Linked DNA regions of Homo sapiens: regions 2 and 3 are each linked to region 1. Evidence: chromatin contacts called from ENCODE Hi-C data. All regions are on one chromosome and are shown on one strand. Each heading gives the region's core, a stretch centred on a gene start or an enhancer-like site at or near the end of the contact. The rest is flanking DNA. Distances are from core to core; before and after follow the strand shown.

Evidence for each region. Hi-C counts contacts between places; a loop is a spot of excess contacts on that map. Pooled maps may share reads with other maps.
Region 2: a loop to region 1 is called in a pooled map, with 14 times the contacts of the local background. The contact joins the promoter of COPS4 here to the promoter of SDAD1 in region 1. A Hi-C loop is called at or near these places in 5 of 50 pooled maps.
Region 3: a pooled map shows a loop between it and region 1 (7-fold over the local background). The contact joins the promoter of THAP9-AS1 here to the promoter of SDAD1 in region 1. A Hi-C loop is called at or near these places in 5 of 50 pooled maps.

What each region holds. Positions count from the first base shown.
Region 1 is chr4:75,987,999-75,993,027 of GRCh38, forward strand. SDAD1 (SDA1 domain containing 1) reads right to left here and starts at 2,947. Exons shown (of 22, transcript NM_018115.4): 1 at 2,754-2,947. The coding sequence starts at 2,843. The region is part of intron 1 of SDAD1-AS1 (SDAD1 antisense RNA 1); the gene reads left to right.
Region 2 is chr4:83,032,292-83,037,320 of GRCh38, forward strand. COPS4 (COP9 signalosome subunit 4) reads left to right here and starts at 2,892. Exons shown (of 10, transcript NM_016129.3): 1 at 2,892-3,007. The coding sequence starts at 2,934. RefSeq lists enhancers at 2,412-2,531, 2,605-2,899, 2,662-3,011, 3,112-3,161, 3,202-3,261 and 2 more.
Region 3 is chr4:82,897,137-82,902,165 of GRCh38, forward strand. It overlaps THAP9-AS1 (THAP9 antisense RNA 1), which reads right to left and starts at 3,780. Exons shown (of 4, transcript NR_034077.1): 1 at 3,198-3,780; 2 at 2,941-3,087. THAP9 (THAP domain containing 9) reads left to right here and starts at 3,599. Exons shown (of 5, transcript NM_024672.6): 1 at 3,599-3,746. The coding sequence starts at 3,667. SNORD144 (small nucleolar RNA, C/D box 144) reads right to left here and starts at 1,089; the gene lies at 1,004-1,089. It also overlaps a transcript of SEC31A not described here. RefSeq lists enhancers at 3,044-3,563, 3,179-3,298, 3,564-4,083 and a silencer at 3,609-3,958.

The DNA of each region.
Region 1 (5,029 bases), core at 1,697-4,196:
TTAAATGTTGGGAATCCCCAGGGCTTTCTCTACCTACCCAATCCAGGATCTAATCACCCTTCTTACTACTTCCTGTTACCATCCTAGCACCACTCAACCCAGCATCATCTCTTGCTGTGGATAATTCCAATAGCTTCTTATGTGGTGTCTCTGCTTCTATCTTTGCCCTCCTACATACAGTCTATCCTCAAGTAACGGTGATCTTGTTCTCATATAGGGTGGTTCATGTATTCTTCTGCTCAAAACCCTGTAAAGGCTTCCATCTCATTGGGAGGTAGAATCCCAAATTCACCCCCTTTCCTCATTCCCTATTTGGAGCCACACTGGCCTTTATGTTCCTGAAATCTACCAGGCATACCTACCCCAAGGTCTTTATACCTTCTGTTCCTTCTGCCTAGATCATTCTTCCTAAACATATGCACAGCTCTCCCTCATGTCCTTCAGGTTTTCACTCAAAGATTACTATCTCAAGAAGACCTTCCCTAACTATCCAATTTAAAACTGCAATACCCATCTCACCCCCAACATACATAAGTACTTTCCTATTGTCTTTTTTTCACAGCACTTTTCATTATTTAACATACTATATTATTTGTTACTGTATATCACCCCCTACTAGAATGTCATTTAATGAGCATAGAATTTTTATCGGTACAGCTCAATATTATGTAGTCCCAGGGCCCAGCATTGTGCCTTACATATAGCAGGTAATCAACAGTATTTGTCAAATGAACGAACTTCAGGAAATGGCACTATCATCTACCTAGACATATAAATAAAAAACCTGGGTGATCCTTCATTCCTTCTTTTTTCCTTATCCCCCACATCCACTCCACCAGAAATCCCAAGGCTCTACTAGCTCTACCTCCACGTAGAACAGCACGAATCTTTGCCCATAATTCCAATGACACCACAATCCCTTGCTTGGTTATTCTGAGATCCATTATATTAGTTACCCTGCTTCCAGTGTTGCTCCTCTACAAGCCATTCCACATGTAACTTCCAGAGTAAATTCTTAAAAAAAATATGTCAGATCATGTCACTCTCCTGCTTAAAACTCTTCAATCACTCCCCGAGGCACTCAGAGTGAAATCTAAACTCGTTAACAGGGCCTAAGAGGCTCTGAATAAGCTGACCCCTGCCTGCATTTCCTACATCATCTTCCACTGCCCTCTTCTATGCTGACTACACTTTAGCTACACTGGCTTCTTCTCTGCTTTTTTTCCACCAGTAGCTTCTGCACTTTCTATTCCTTGTACCTAAAATGATGTTTACCTGCCTGGCTCAATATCATCATTGCAGAGCCACCTTCCCTGTTTACGGGGTCTAAATCAGAAGCCTCCAATTCTAACCTATTCCCATCCAGTTTTATTTTCTTCATAATCTCTACCATAATAAGTCTACACTCACTTGAATGTAAGTCCAAGAGAAGAATGCTTTCTTATCTGTCTTATTCATTACTGTACCCCAACGCCTACCTAGAATAACAACACACAGTAGTTATATGTGATTTTGCATATATACTTAAGTGAATTAAAGAAGTAGTTATTACCCCCTTCTTACATATTAAAATACCCACATAGGCTCAGCGATTAACCTGCTTCGGTTACACAACTGGTTAACAACAGTCAGCAGCAGGAGTTATCTAACGGAATTATATAGACTCTCAACTTACCACTTTCTTTGCGAATGGCTATACAATGCTTTAAGCATCTCAAAGCCTTGCCTATGTTACTTAACTTCTTGTACTTGTTTCCTACTCTTTATTTCCACTACCTTGATCCTTGGAGAGGCTTTCTCTACTGGTGACCTAAGCCACTGAGATTGCCATGTGTTAAAAAGCACTCATAAAATACATATATGTGAAAATTTAGGGGAGGAGGGAAGTGAGAAGGGCAATGAAAAAATAAGTAATTGTGTTAGCCACTGAACAAATCACAATCTGGTAGAAGCACAAACATGTAATTGCAGCAAATGCCTAGCAGAGATACCTGTTTAATGCCCGTCTGATAAATGAGTGTCTGAAGGAAGCACCTGTCAGATTAATATATCAAAAACCACTTTCGTTTTGTCGGTACTTGGTTCAAACACCCCTAATGTTCACAACTTACATGAGGTCAGTACACAAAGCCCATCACAATGAGGGCCTAATTTTTCAACCTAATCTTTTCCCGAAGCAAATTCTGACATCCGAGTCATGCCAGTCTCCGGTAAGTTTGAATCCTGGCTTAACTAAATATACTAAGCTCCCGAGTCTGTCCGTTGTGCTTGAGAAACCCCCCCCCCCCCTTTCCTGGCACAGTCCAGGGTACACAGCCTGCTCTCAGAAACGGACGTCAATCGAAAGCATTCTAACATACGATTCATCAAAGGTTACCGACTAATTCAAGTTTGGGATTTCTGAAAAGAGGCTGAGAAATCCGCGTGGAAGTTGGTGGTTGGGTGCGGCCCATTTCTCTCTCCACTTCCGTGCGGACGAAGAAAAATATCTTAAAACAAAATGAGGTTTTAAAGGTGTTTCAGCGGCAGCAGGGCAGGTAGAAAATCCAAAGGGGCAACAGATTTTCAAGAGGTGGGGAACGAACCCTAAGGCATGTCCCGTCCCCAACCCCTTCTCTCCTCTGGAGGGACCCCTGAACCTAACAGAAGAATAGGCGGCGAGCCTGGATCCCAGCCCCACTCCATGCTTTCCCGCACCGGCGTCTCAACCATCCACTATCCGGCCTCTAGCGTCTGCCGCGCCGCACTCCCACCTCCTCGATGTAGGCCGGCGGGTCTCGCTTGATTAGATTCTGTAACTGCGGCAGGTTGCTGGGAAGCTTGTTGTTGTTTCTGTTGGACATTTTGGCTGCAGACAGACTTCGCGGCGAGCAGTTTTAAAAAAACTCAGACGGCCGGCACCCCGCAATCCCTGCCAGCTGCAGCTTGGACTCGTGTTTCCGGGTATGACCGGAAATAGCGCATGGGACTCTAGGCAGGCGACACCTTAGCGGTTCCTAAAGCGAGCTATGCTACGGAAGCCTCAGAGTGTCAAAATTACTCTCGTTGCCAAAATACTCTGTGGTGTATTGGAGAGCCAGCCACCGCCGACCCGCCCCTCGCCCTTGGGCATATGCTACTACTTAATATTGCCTTGCGTTTCTGAAAGGATCTGAAATGTAAATTTTTTCACGTGTGTTAGCATGTATCGTCATTCCGACACCCATATGAAGCACATAAATGAGGATTAATCGTTTATTTTTAATCCCGCAGTCTAAAATTAGAAACTGACGCCTGTAATCCCAGCACTTTGGGAGGCCAAGGCGGGCCTGAGGTCGGGAGTTCGAGACCGGCCTGATCCACATGGAGAAACCCCGTCTCTACTAAAATTACAAAATTAGTCGAGCGTGGTGGCGCATGCCTGTAATCCCAGCTACTAGGGAGGCTGAGGCAGGAGAATCGCTTGAACACAGGAGGCGGAGATTGCGGTAAGCCGAGATTGCACCATTTCACTCCAGCCTGGGCAACAAGAGCGAAACTCCGTATAAAAAACAAAACAAAACAAAACAAAACTGAAAAGAACCGTGGCGCTAGATAACACTATTCCCTCTTAGGAGGAAAAAAGAGCAACGAGGGTCATATAAGTTAATGTGTATGATTTTAGATATGTTTTTATTTTGGTTTTGGTTGTTTCAACTTAGCGTGACCCATACAAGGGAAAAGAGGGCTGGATAAAATGTGATCATGTTGACCATTAATAAATGCAATTAATCGTTAAAATTCAACCATCGTTATAAGCTTTGTAAGCACTCCTCAGTCAGAGTTTTTAATTCAGATCCTGGTAATTCGAAGAGGAGAATACATTTCTACAATCTCAAGGTGTAAAAAATCAATAAGGGTTGAATGAATGAGGTAGGGTGTTGTGAATTAGAGAGAGAGAAAAAAAAACCTAATTACCCACCCTGTGCCAGGCACTATTCCAAGCACTTGTATTAACTTATTTAATCCTCAGAACAACCCTCTAAAATAGGTGCTATTGTTATCTACATTTTACAGAAGAGGAAACAAGCTCAGGGAAGTTGACTGCCTCAATTCATAGCCTGTGAGGAAGATGAGATTTCAATCTAGACAGTCTTGATTGTAACTACATGAGAAAAAACATAGCCTAACAGCTGGTAGCTGGTTGCTGGTCTGGCAAAATAGCCAGACAATAGGGTTCTGCTTAACCAAAGCAATTTTATAGAACGCCAACCTCATCTGTGACGATGATAAAATGAGCCCCAAACAAAACAACTCTGTAATCACACCTGCACACAAAATAAAGAATGCTTCACAAACCATGTTATTCAGCTGCTTTTGGAGAATGACTTATTTATTAATTATCAAATCAGTTACCTGTGAAGTTAAGAAATAAATGTCAGCAATAAATCTTTTTTAAAAAGCATAGATTTAAATTAAAATTTTTTGGCTAGGTTGTTTTAGTGAGGGCAAAAAAAGTATTCTCAAAACAAAATCTGGCTAAGTGTGGTAGCTCAAGCCTGTAATCCCAGAACTTTGGGAAGCCAAGGTGGGAGAACCACTTGAGCTGGGTAGTTCAAGACTAGCCTGGGCAATATAGTGAGACCCCATCTCTACCAAAAAGTTGAAAAATCAGCCAGGCATGGTGGCACAGGCTTGTGGTCCAAGCTACTGAGGAGGCTGAAGCAAAAGGGTTGCTTGAGCCCAGGAGGTTAAGGTTGCAGTGAAGCACTGCACACCAGCCTGGGCAATACAGTGAGACCCTGTCTCAAAAAAAAAAAAAAAAGAAAAAAGACTGCGTACAGGTACTTGAAAATGTCTGGTGTATTGAAACAATAGCCATAAGTTTGGTGTGACTAAAGGCTGGGAGGGCAGGGTGCAGCAGGGAAAGAGCTGAGAAGGTTATATTGTCCTGATATGAAAGGCTTTAATTGCTATTCTAAGGAGGGCATATAGGTCAGTTCATTTTACCTCCAGCAGCATGGAAGGCAGGATTTGTTTTTGATAAATGAGAACTCTAAGACTAAGAGTG
Region 2 (5,029 bases), core at 1,642-4,141, 7.0 Mb after region 1:
GTCATTTAAATCTCTTTTCTTTTTTTTTTTGAGACGGAGTCTCGCTCTGTCGCCCAGGCTGGAGTGCGGTGGCACGATGTCGGCTCACTGCAAGCTCCGCCTCCCGGGTTCACGCCATTCTCCTGCCTCAGCCTCCCGAGTAGCTGGGACTACAGGCGCCCGCCACCACGCCTGGCTAATTTTTTTGTATTTTTAGTAGAGACGGGGTTTCATCGTGTTAGCCAGGACGGTCTCGATCTCCTGACCTCGTGATCCACCCGCCTCGGCCTCCCAGAGTGCTGGGATTACAGGCGTGAGCCACCATGCCCGGCCTAAATCTCTTTTCTTTACAAATTGCCCAGTTTCAGGTAGTTCTTTATAGCAGTGTGAGAACAGACTAATATACATTCTTTTTTTATTTATTTTATTTTTGAGATTTCACTCTGCCACCCAGGCTGGAGTGCAGTGGCACGATCTCAGCTCACTGCAGCCTCCGCCTCCTGTGTTCAATCGATTTTCCTGCCTCAGCCTCCTAAGTAGCTGGGACTACAGGCACCCGCCACCACGCCTGGTTAATTTTTTGTGTTTTTAGTAGAGAAAGAGTTTCACCATGTTGAGCAGGCTGGTCTCGAACTCCTGACCTCAGGTGATCCACCTGCCTTGGCCTCCTAAAGTGGTGGTATTACAGGCATGAGCCACCACGCCTGGCTGAGAACAGACTAATACACATTCTTAAAAGGGATTCCTTCTTCAGGTATTCTTCTCTTTCTCTTTCCCAATAGAGGGAATATGCCATTTATCACACATCAAGATGGCAAAAATCCAAAAGTTTGACATCCTTTGTAGTCAAGGCTGTAGGAAGCTGCACCCCTATATATTTCTGGTAGGAAGGCAAAATGATACCATTCCTATAAAATGCAATTTGGCAATATCTACCAAAATTGTATGTCTATCCTTTGCCTCATTTCTGGTAATGTGTTCTACCTGTACATATATAATGTATGCAAAGGTTATTCATCGCATTGATTAAAAATAACATGTCCTATAAGGATTAAATAAACTAAGGCATACTCTCACTGTGTAATATCCTCTAGCTCCAAAAAGAGTGATTTTGAAAGACTGGACAGCTGGTAAGATGTCCAGCTGTCTTAGTCTGTTTTCTGTTGCTTATACCAGAATACCTGAAACTGGGTAATTTATAAAGAAAAGGAATTTATATCTTAGAGTTATGAAGGCCAAGAAGTCTAAGGTCAAGGGGCCACATCTAATGAGACCCTTCTTGCTGGTGGGGACTTGCTAGAGTTCAGAAGCAGCACAGGGTATCACATGGCAAGGGAGTGACCTTCCTAACATGCTAGCTCAGGTCTCTTCCTCTTCTAATAAAGCCACATGTTCTCTCCCATGACAACCCATTAATCCATGAATAGATCAAGGGTTTTGCCCTCATGATCCAATCACCTATTTAAGGCCCACCTCTAAATACTGCCACATTAAAGATGAAGTTTCAACATGAGTTGTTTGTTTTTTTTTTTTTTTTTGAGACGGAATTTCCCTCTTGTTGCCCAGGCTGGAGTGCAGTGGTGCAATCTTGGCTCACCGTAACCTTCGCCTTCCAGCTTCAAGTGATTCTCGTGCCTCAGCCTCCCGAGTAGCTGAGATTACAGGCACGTGCCACCACACCCAGCTAATTTTTGTATTTTTAGTTGAGACGGGGTTTCTCCATGTTGGTCAGGCTGGTCTCGAACTCCCGACCTCAGGTGATCCGTCCACCTCGGCCTCCCAAAGTGCTGGGATTACAGACGTGAGCCACGGCGCCAGCCCTCAACATGAGTTTTGGAGAAGACAATTATTTCAAACCACAGTACCAGGAAAAGTGCAAAAAAAAAAAACCAAGGCAGAACAATTATGTGGTGTTGCTTGTGAGAGGTAAAATTTTATTTTATTAATATTTGCTTGTATTTGCAGAAATTCTATAAGAATACATGAGTATTGAATGTTATACAAACGCAGGCGACCATATAATCTTCCATTGAAATGGAACGGTTTCTAGAATGAAAGGGAGGATGTTATTATTATTATTATTATTTTTTGAGACCGAGTCTCGCTGTGTCTCCCAGGCTGGAGTGCAGTGGCGCGATCTCGGCTCACTGCAAACTCCGCCTCCCGGGTTCACGCCATTCTCCTGCCTCAGCCTCCCGAGTTGCTGGGACTACAGGGGTGCACCACCTACGCCCGGCTAATTTTTTTGTATTTTTAGTAGAGAACGGGGTTTCACCGTGTTAGCCAGGATGGCCTCGATCTCTTGACCTCGTGATCCGCCCGCCTCGGCTGCCCAAAGTGCTGGGATTACAGGCGTGAGCCACCGCGCCCGGCCGAAAGGGGGGATATTAATCATTACTCCAGGACGACAGAGGGAAAATCGCTTTGTACTGGACAAACTGGAATGTCTGACCAACCATTATAAAGTGCACGGAGTGGGAGGAGGAATAGGGACATTTTAATTGTATTTCTAAAAAGTATCTTCTGTGGTGAATCGGAAACAAAACTCATTCTTTACCACAGGCAGTTTAAGCGCTGCCTGAAAGATCGAAGGACGGTAAACCACAGACGTGAGAAACGGAACTTTGCGAAAACGCAGTCGTTTTATGTACCGGCTACTCATTGGAGTTACACCAGAGACTCACTACTGGAGTTCATCAGCCAATCCAAAGTCCAAGCGTGAGAGCCAGAGCCTGTAGGAGAGACCTGGGCAGGCCTCAGACCTGAGGAGTGGAGCTCCGCATCACTCAACCCTGGGGGCGGAGCTAGCCCAGGCTCCCACACCCGACGCTCTGGCCCACACAGACGCTACTCTGTAGCATCTCAGGTTCCCTCTGGCTGCACTCTGGAGGACCACACTCGTTTTCTTTTTGGCTGCCAGAGGCCCCCGCATCCACCGCTGAGCTGGGAGAAAGATGGCGGCAGCCGTGCGACAGGATTTGGCCCAGCTCATGAATTCGAGCGGCTCTCATAAAGATCTGGCTGGCAAGTGAGTATTTCCCAGGAACGCGGGAGTACAGAGGTGGGGAAAGAAAGCCACAGCCTTAATCTCCTTAGGTTGGCCACGGCTCTTGGGCGTGAAGCTAGGAGCCGGCCTGACGTCCAAGGGGGCGGGCCTGAGGTCGGCTGGGGAGGCAAATGTTGGGAGAAGCAGAAAGCTGGAGGGGACCTTGTGCAGGGGCCTTCGAGGCTATAGACTTGAAATGATTGTCAGCTTGTTCAGTTCTTGATAGAATCTTTCTGGTCCCTTAGGATTTTGGAACAGCGGTCTGAGAGACGACTGCTACCCTGGCCTTAGTAGCCTTCCCTGGTACCTCTTCCCATCGCTGGCCGGCCTCACACCGAATCTGGCCTCTCTTTGGACCTTCCTCCTCTTTTTTTTTGATTCAGAGAAATGTATATTCTGGGGCCTTGATGCTGCGTTTTTCGGGGAGATGGCTTCTTGGGGCTGGCTGAGGTTGAGGCGGTATGGCCGCTGTCATGTCGTCCAGACCATTCAGACTGTCTTCTGTGGGTCCTTGTGTTTCGGGTATTTTCTCTGCCACCAACTCTGATGGCACATAGGCGGAATGTGCTCATATCGTGGGTCAGGATGTCTACAGTAGTGATGTTTGCAGGAATCTGAATTTTGTCGAAATTTATATAGAATGCTTAGGTTCACTCCAAGTTAAAATGTGTGACGTGCCTGTTCTGCAAGCAGTTGTCAACAGTATTAAGCATAGGTAGGTAGACGTATATTGTTCATTTTCTCTTTGTAGATGTCACAGCATTTCTCTTTTGTAATGAACATGCTTTCTGTTTAAAGTATGCCTCTCTAGGCCGGGTGCAGTGGCTCACGCCTGTAATCCCAGCACTTTGAGAGGCTGAGATCACTTGAGGCCTGAGAGATCTGAGAGGGAGGATCACTTGAGGGCAGGAGTTCTAGACCAGCCTGGGCAACATAGTGAGACCCCCCCCCCCGCCGCCACCCGTCTCCGTAAATAAATAAGTAAATAAAGTATGCCTCTCAAGTTGATCTTAATGTTTACATCCTGACAGCTGAAATCACTTTGATGTATATTAATGGGATACACCTGTTCTAACCTGGTCATTGAAATTCTGACTGTTTTAAGTAGGCTAGGCTGCCTTTTCTCTGGTGGCAAACGTAATCTACTTTTATCAGTGGGAAATTCAGCCGTATATTTTGGGCTTAACTACTTTGTGCTGCATTTTCCCACTCAGGAAAATGAAGATAATAATAGGACTTATTCTTGTCTGACATTATCTGAGGACAAGATGAGTATGTGTGTGCATATATACTTACCACACTTATATCACGTAGAACAGTACCTGACATATAGAAAGTGCGGTAAGATTGTTGTTGTTACTATTAAGCTGTCAGTAAATATATATTCACTTATTGTATGGGTTGGAAATAAGTTAAATATGTCTTCATGGCTCAATCCTTTCTGCTTGTAATTTTTATATGGATGAAAGTAAAATCAGCTTATATTTTTCCCCATGCTTCCTTTACTTTTTATTTTGTTAAAGAAGAATAAGTGCATTAGTTATCAAAAGAAATAGAGCTTTGCAAGTATTTGCAGAATTCTGAAACTTAAGTATTTACTTCTTCAGGTCTGAATTGGAGATAAACAATAGTACTTAAAGCGTGCTTCAGTTATCTGTTGCTTTGTAACAAACCAAAAACTTAACCAGTGTAAAACAACTATGATTTCTCAGGATTCTATGGGTTGACTGGACTGCTTTGCTGGTCTTGTCTGGGCTCACTCATGCAGATATAGTCAGCTGGCAACACACCTGGGGCGGGACTCACATGCATATCTTGCTCTTGCCTGGATCTCTCTCTCTCTCTGCACAGTCTCTCATTCAGTAGTTTAGCTTGGGCTTTCTTAGGTGCCTATGAGAGGGGAAGTCGCAAGACCTCTTAAGGATAGCCTAGGAAGTCTCACGTCAGTTCTCTAGTACTGGTCAAAGTAAATCAGAAGACCAGCCCAGATTCAAGGGGAGGGGA
Region 3 (5,029 bases), core at 2,530-5,029, 6.9 Mb after region 1:
GCACTGCTTCTGATATTTGGAAACCACTTGTCTAATAACAGAAGCATTACGTATAAAACAAAGCATAACTAGTTTTGGAGCGTATTAGGGTGTAGCTGCCCCTCCATATCAGGCTTGATGCTGAGAAGACACTTCCAAGTTAGCATGAGATTCTAGAAGTAGAAATAATTATGTAACAAATAATGATATAACAATAATTTCAAAACTCCATGGCTTTCTGAAACAAAAGACAGAACTCAAACAATGAAAAATTCGGCAACACAAAAGGGTAGGTCCTCAACAAGCAAGATACCAACCCTAGAAAGCAAGAAGTCTATACCTGCTTTCATAGAGTTATTATGAGAAATAAATATTGTTTAAGAAAACCAACTCTTTCTATATACTGTATATAAAAAGCTTAGCAGCCTGGGCAACATGGTAAAACCCTGTCTCTACCAAATATACAAAAAAAAATTAGCCAGGTGTAGTGGTACATGCATGTGGTCCCAGCTACTTAGGAAGCTGAGGTGGGAAGATTGCTTGGGCCTGGAAGACAGAGGTTGCAATAAGCTGAGATTGCGCCACTGCACTCCAGCCTGGGTGACAGAGTGAGACCCCATCTCAAAAAATAAAATAAAATGAAATGAAATTAAAAAAAGCTCAGCATAATTTGTGGCCCATAGTAACTGGCCAATAAATAAATATCTGTTATTATTCTTTCCAAGTGGACAATTAATGAGATTATATACCATAAAATAGGTAGATTTCATTAAAGCCTTAATAAATGTTTTTTACTTGGACAATCCTCCATTTCCAACTCACTGCTATAGTTCCAGGAATACTTAATACATTTAAAATAGAAAGATATACTACCTTCCCTGCATATTTTGAGTAATTATCTTCCAAGACCCATGTATCTTTTCTCAACATCTCTGAGAGTACAATTCCTGAAAAGAGATATTTTCTTTTAAAATTTTTTGTGCAATAGTCAATGCCTTTGCAAATAACACTATCTTTAATACAGCTTACATATCCTCATTTAAGTATTCAATAATCACAACGGTTCATTATGTGAACAGCAGTGAAAAGGTTTAATCACTGGATATGAAGTTACTAGAAGAAGCAATGATATAACCAAATGATCAGATTGAGAACTTCCATGTCAACAGTAAAATAATCACAACAACAAAAAAAGTATAGATAAGTTATAAACAAATGTAAAGATACAAAAATACAACTAAGAAAAAAAAATTCCATCTATAAAGGATTACTTATTTCCTATGCAGAAGTAAATATCTAGAGCAGTGACCCCTTGCGGCTATTGCCTTCATTTAAGTAAATCTGTTCTGATAAAAGCAGTTTTCAGAAATTCATCTGAAATTAACAATTAAAGGAATGTTGTCAGAATAATGTAGGAAGCACACTATTTCATCTTTAGGAAAGGCAAATAGTTGCAATCCAATTAAACAGGAAAGAAAACAGCCCTCATTTCAGATGATGAACTGGCAGCAGTACTTTCAACTCTACCTTAAGAAAATGGCAAGTGAATGCCTGTATCTGCAAACTTTTGAGTCCTTAAGAAAAGGCAAACACCACGATGAGACAGCCACTTCACATGCACAAAAATGTGGAGAAACTGGCAGCCTCATCCACTGCTGGTGGGAATGTAAAATGGTGCAGCCACTAGGGAAAATAATCTGGCACTTCCTCAAGAAGCTAAACACAGTTATCTTATGACTCACCAATTCCACTCTTAGGTGTGTAATCAGGAAAATGAAAACATTTGTCCACACAAAAACTTGTACACAAATGTTCATAATAGTAAAAAAAAAAATTGGAAAACCCAAATGTCCACCAACTGTTGAACGGATAAACAAAATCTGCTACATCCATAAAATGGAGTACGATTCAGCAATAAAAAATAAAGTACTGATACGTGCTATAAGATGGATGAACTCTGAAAACATTCCAAGTGAAAGAAGCCAGTCACAAAGACCATATATTAGTTCATAATTCCACTTACATGAAGTGTACAGAGCAGGCAGAGGCACACGGAAACTAAATTAGTGTTTGCTGAGCGGGGTGGGGGAATATTTGGAGGTGCTGCTAGTAAGAATGAGGTTTCTTTCTGGAGTGATGAAAATGTTCTAATATTGATTGTGACTGTTCCACAATTCTGTGCATATACTAAAACCCACTGAATTGTACACTTTAAACCAATTAGTTGTGTGGTATGAGAATTATATCTGAGTAAAACTGTTACAAAAATATAAGGCAACTAATTTTTTCCTTAAAGATAGCTAAAAACAATGTTATTTTTATTCAGCCTCACTCGGGTCTTAATTGGTTGAGCAGGAAAAGGCTCTAACAGCCCAACCAACTTACAGTATTTAAATCCAGTTCTTACTCTCTGCACACACCTTACAGCCAAAAAGTATTTGCCCTGCACATCCCCCAGGGACCAATTTTTCCAAAGTTCCTTGACCATCTATCCTTAGGCCATGTGACTTTTAAGGAACCATAACCAAAAGCTATTAATTCCATTCAGAGAAGATACAAGCATATTATAATGGAAAACTGGTGTGAATAAGTAATACCTTAATATGTATCTTCGGCTGTAATCTGGACAAAGTAAACACAAAGGGGAAAAAGAAGCAATCTTGTTAGGCCTGGATATTTGGAATTATTTTTGTGTGCTATACAAAGAAACGGAAAAGTTGCAAACCCTTCTCTGTTTTCTGTATGCTAAGGATCTCCTTCTCAGAGACAAAAACCCACTGGCCCGTTTCCTTCTCTAAGCAAATTGAAATCTCTTCCTCAAACATAAGAGCTTATAACTAAGACATTGTTCTAAGCTCTATCTCCTGAAAGCTATTCATAATGCCTCATTCCCAACCAAAACCACTTAATTGCCCCTTGTCCCCTGCCCCTATTACTACTGAGGAGCCCCAAGAACCTTACCTTATTTCCTTCATTGTGGCAAAGTGTTTCAGAAAAGGGTTCCTTGAATTAAAAGTCGGCGTATCCTATTTGACTCCTGCTCCTCCGGTATCACATACCTACAGCCAACCATGCCAAGAGCTTCCCCATTATCTCCGCATCGGAGAGCTACAAGATAAAGCGCAAGAACACGACACGCATCTCAGTAAATCATATATTTTTGGCCCGACTCTGTCTTCAACACACCTAAGGCACCGTGTTTTATCCCTCTTCCATACCCTTTCCTCCCGATATCCTCCAGTTTCAGAGACCGCACCCGGAGACCCATTGGCAGGTTCCTGGATTCGCCTCAATTTTGGTCCTGCCTCTCTGCTTCGCATTTTCAGGCTTGGCCTCACAAGAAGGACGATGGCGCCAGATTGTGCCAGAATGGGTGAAAACAGAAGGAAAATAAACCGGTTGCAGCAAAACCCACTATTCCGCCTCCAACGCGGAGGGAGGAGCGGTCAAATGCACGTCTTCAGGCTCAGGCCCTTCCGATTGGCTGCTGGGACACAACGTGGCCTGTCATTGGCTACGGCACCGGCGCAGGGCCTTCGGAGAGGAAGTGTGGAAGTCCCGCGCCTCTAAAGCCCGCCTTTCGTGACAAATAAAGGTCGTAGCCGCAGAGTCAACGGGCGGAGCTAAAGTGGTCGTGATTCATGCTGTCGCGGGAACCCCGAAGGTGGGGCCCCACGTAACAAGAAGATGACCCGAAGTTGCTCCGCAGTGGGCTGCAGCACCCGTGACACCGTGCTCAGCCGGGAGCGCGGCCTCTCCTTCCACCAGTGCGTATGGGAGCAGCCTCGAAGCCTTCGAACTCCCTGCGGGGCCCGGCGGGCCGTGGCGTGGCGTGGGGCGGGGCCGGGCCGCACTGTGGGTCGCGCCGCGTGTGTGACGCGACGTGACGTGCGCAGCGTCGGGGCGTGGGAGCGGAATTGGGGCACTGTGAGAATTGAGATTCTCTCTCTTCCCGCCCAGTGTTTACCTCTGAATAGCCGGTTCTCGCACCGCCTACCGCTTTAAGGAGAGTTACGCGAAAGGAGTCCTCCATTAATTGGATGGTCTTATTATTTGAAGTGAGGAGGCCGAAAGGGAAGGCAGTTTAGGACAACGGTTGAAGTGTGTGTGTGGCGTCTTCCTGAGCACGAGTACAGATCAGTTTTCTCCTGTACTGCCTGACATTGCAAGTTCTTAAGTGCTGTTAGCCGAGCTGTGCAAGGCCGGTCCGATTCTGGCTGGATTTGATCATGGCAGGGAAGTTTCATTTGGCTCGACAGTGGGGAAGAATTTCAGATCAGTCTTATCTGAACTCATATCCATGGTTCAGACTGGTATAGGTCATTCAGTATTCAGGGTACACTAGCAAGTAGAAAAGTGGGTAAAATAGATCCTCACAGACAAAAGGAGCAGATTTATGGAAAGATCAAAAAGAACTTTATGGTTGGAAAGGGGGGGTAGGAAGAGGGTAGTTAGGAATGGCATGGGAAAATGTAAAGGATAGAAAGTGCAAATATAGAGGAGTGGAAAAGTACCTGAGAAACCATTTTAAAAATGTAAATGCCAGGTTAAGGAGTTTAGAGTATGTATGGTAGGCTATGTATAAAATTCATTGATTTTTTTTTTTTTTTGTTTTCTATTTTTTAAATAGGGCTGATTCCTCCACCTAAATTGTTAGCAGTGTGAACCAACTCATTGTGTATGTGAGACCATAATTGATTTGGGATTTTTCTTGTGATAGAGGTAGTTTTAAACTAGGGAGACATGAATTCCAATTTTAATTGAGTATTTACTGATGTCTGTACTTGGCTCTGGGTCTTGGTTTCTTCTTCTGTAAGAGGAATAAAAACCTGCCTTGTAGAATTTTGTAAAACTAAAACGTAAGACTTTATAGCATATGTAACGCACAAGGTAAATGCTTTAAAAATGGTATTATTACCAAATTAATTTTTTCCAGAACTCAAAACTAGTTATGCTAGTTAGATTACAATATTTCCCAACATTTTCCTTCTTTTTTTTTTTTTTTTTTTTGGAGACGGGGTCTCACTTTGTCGCCCAGGCTGGAGAGCAG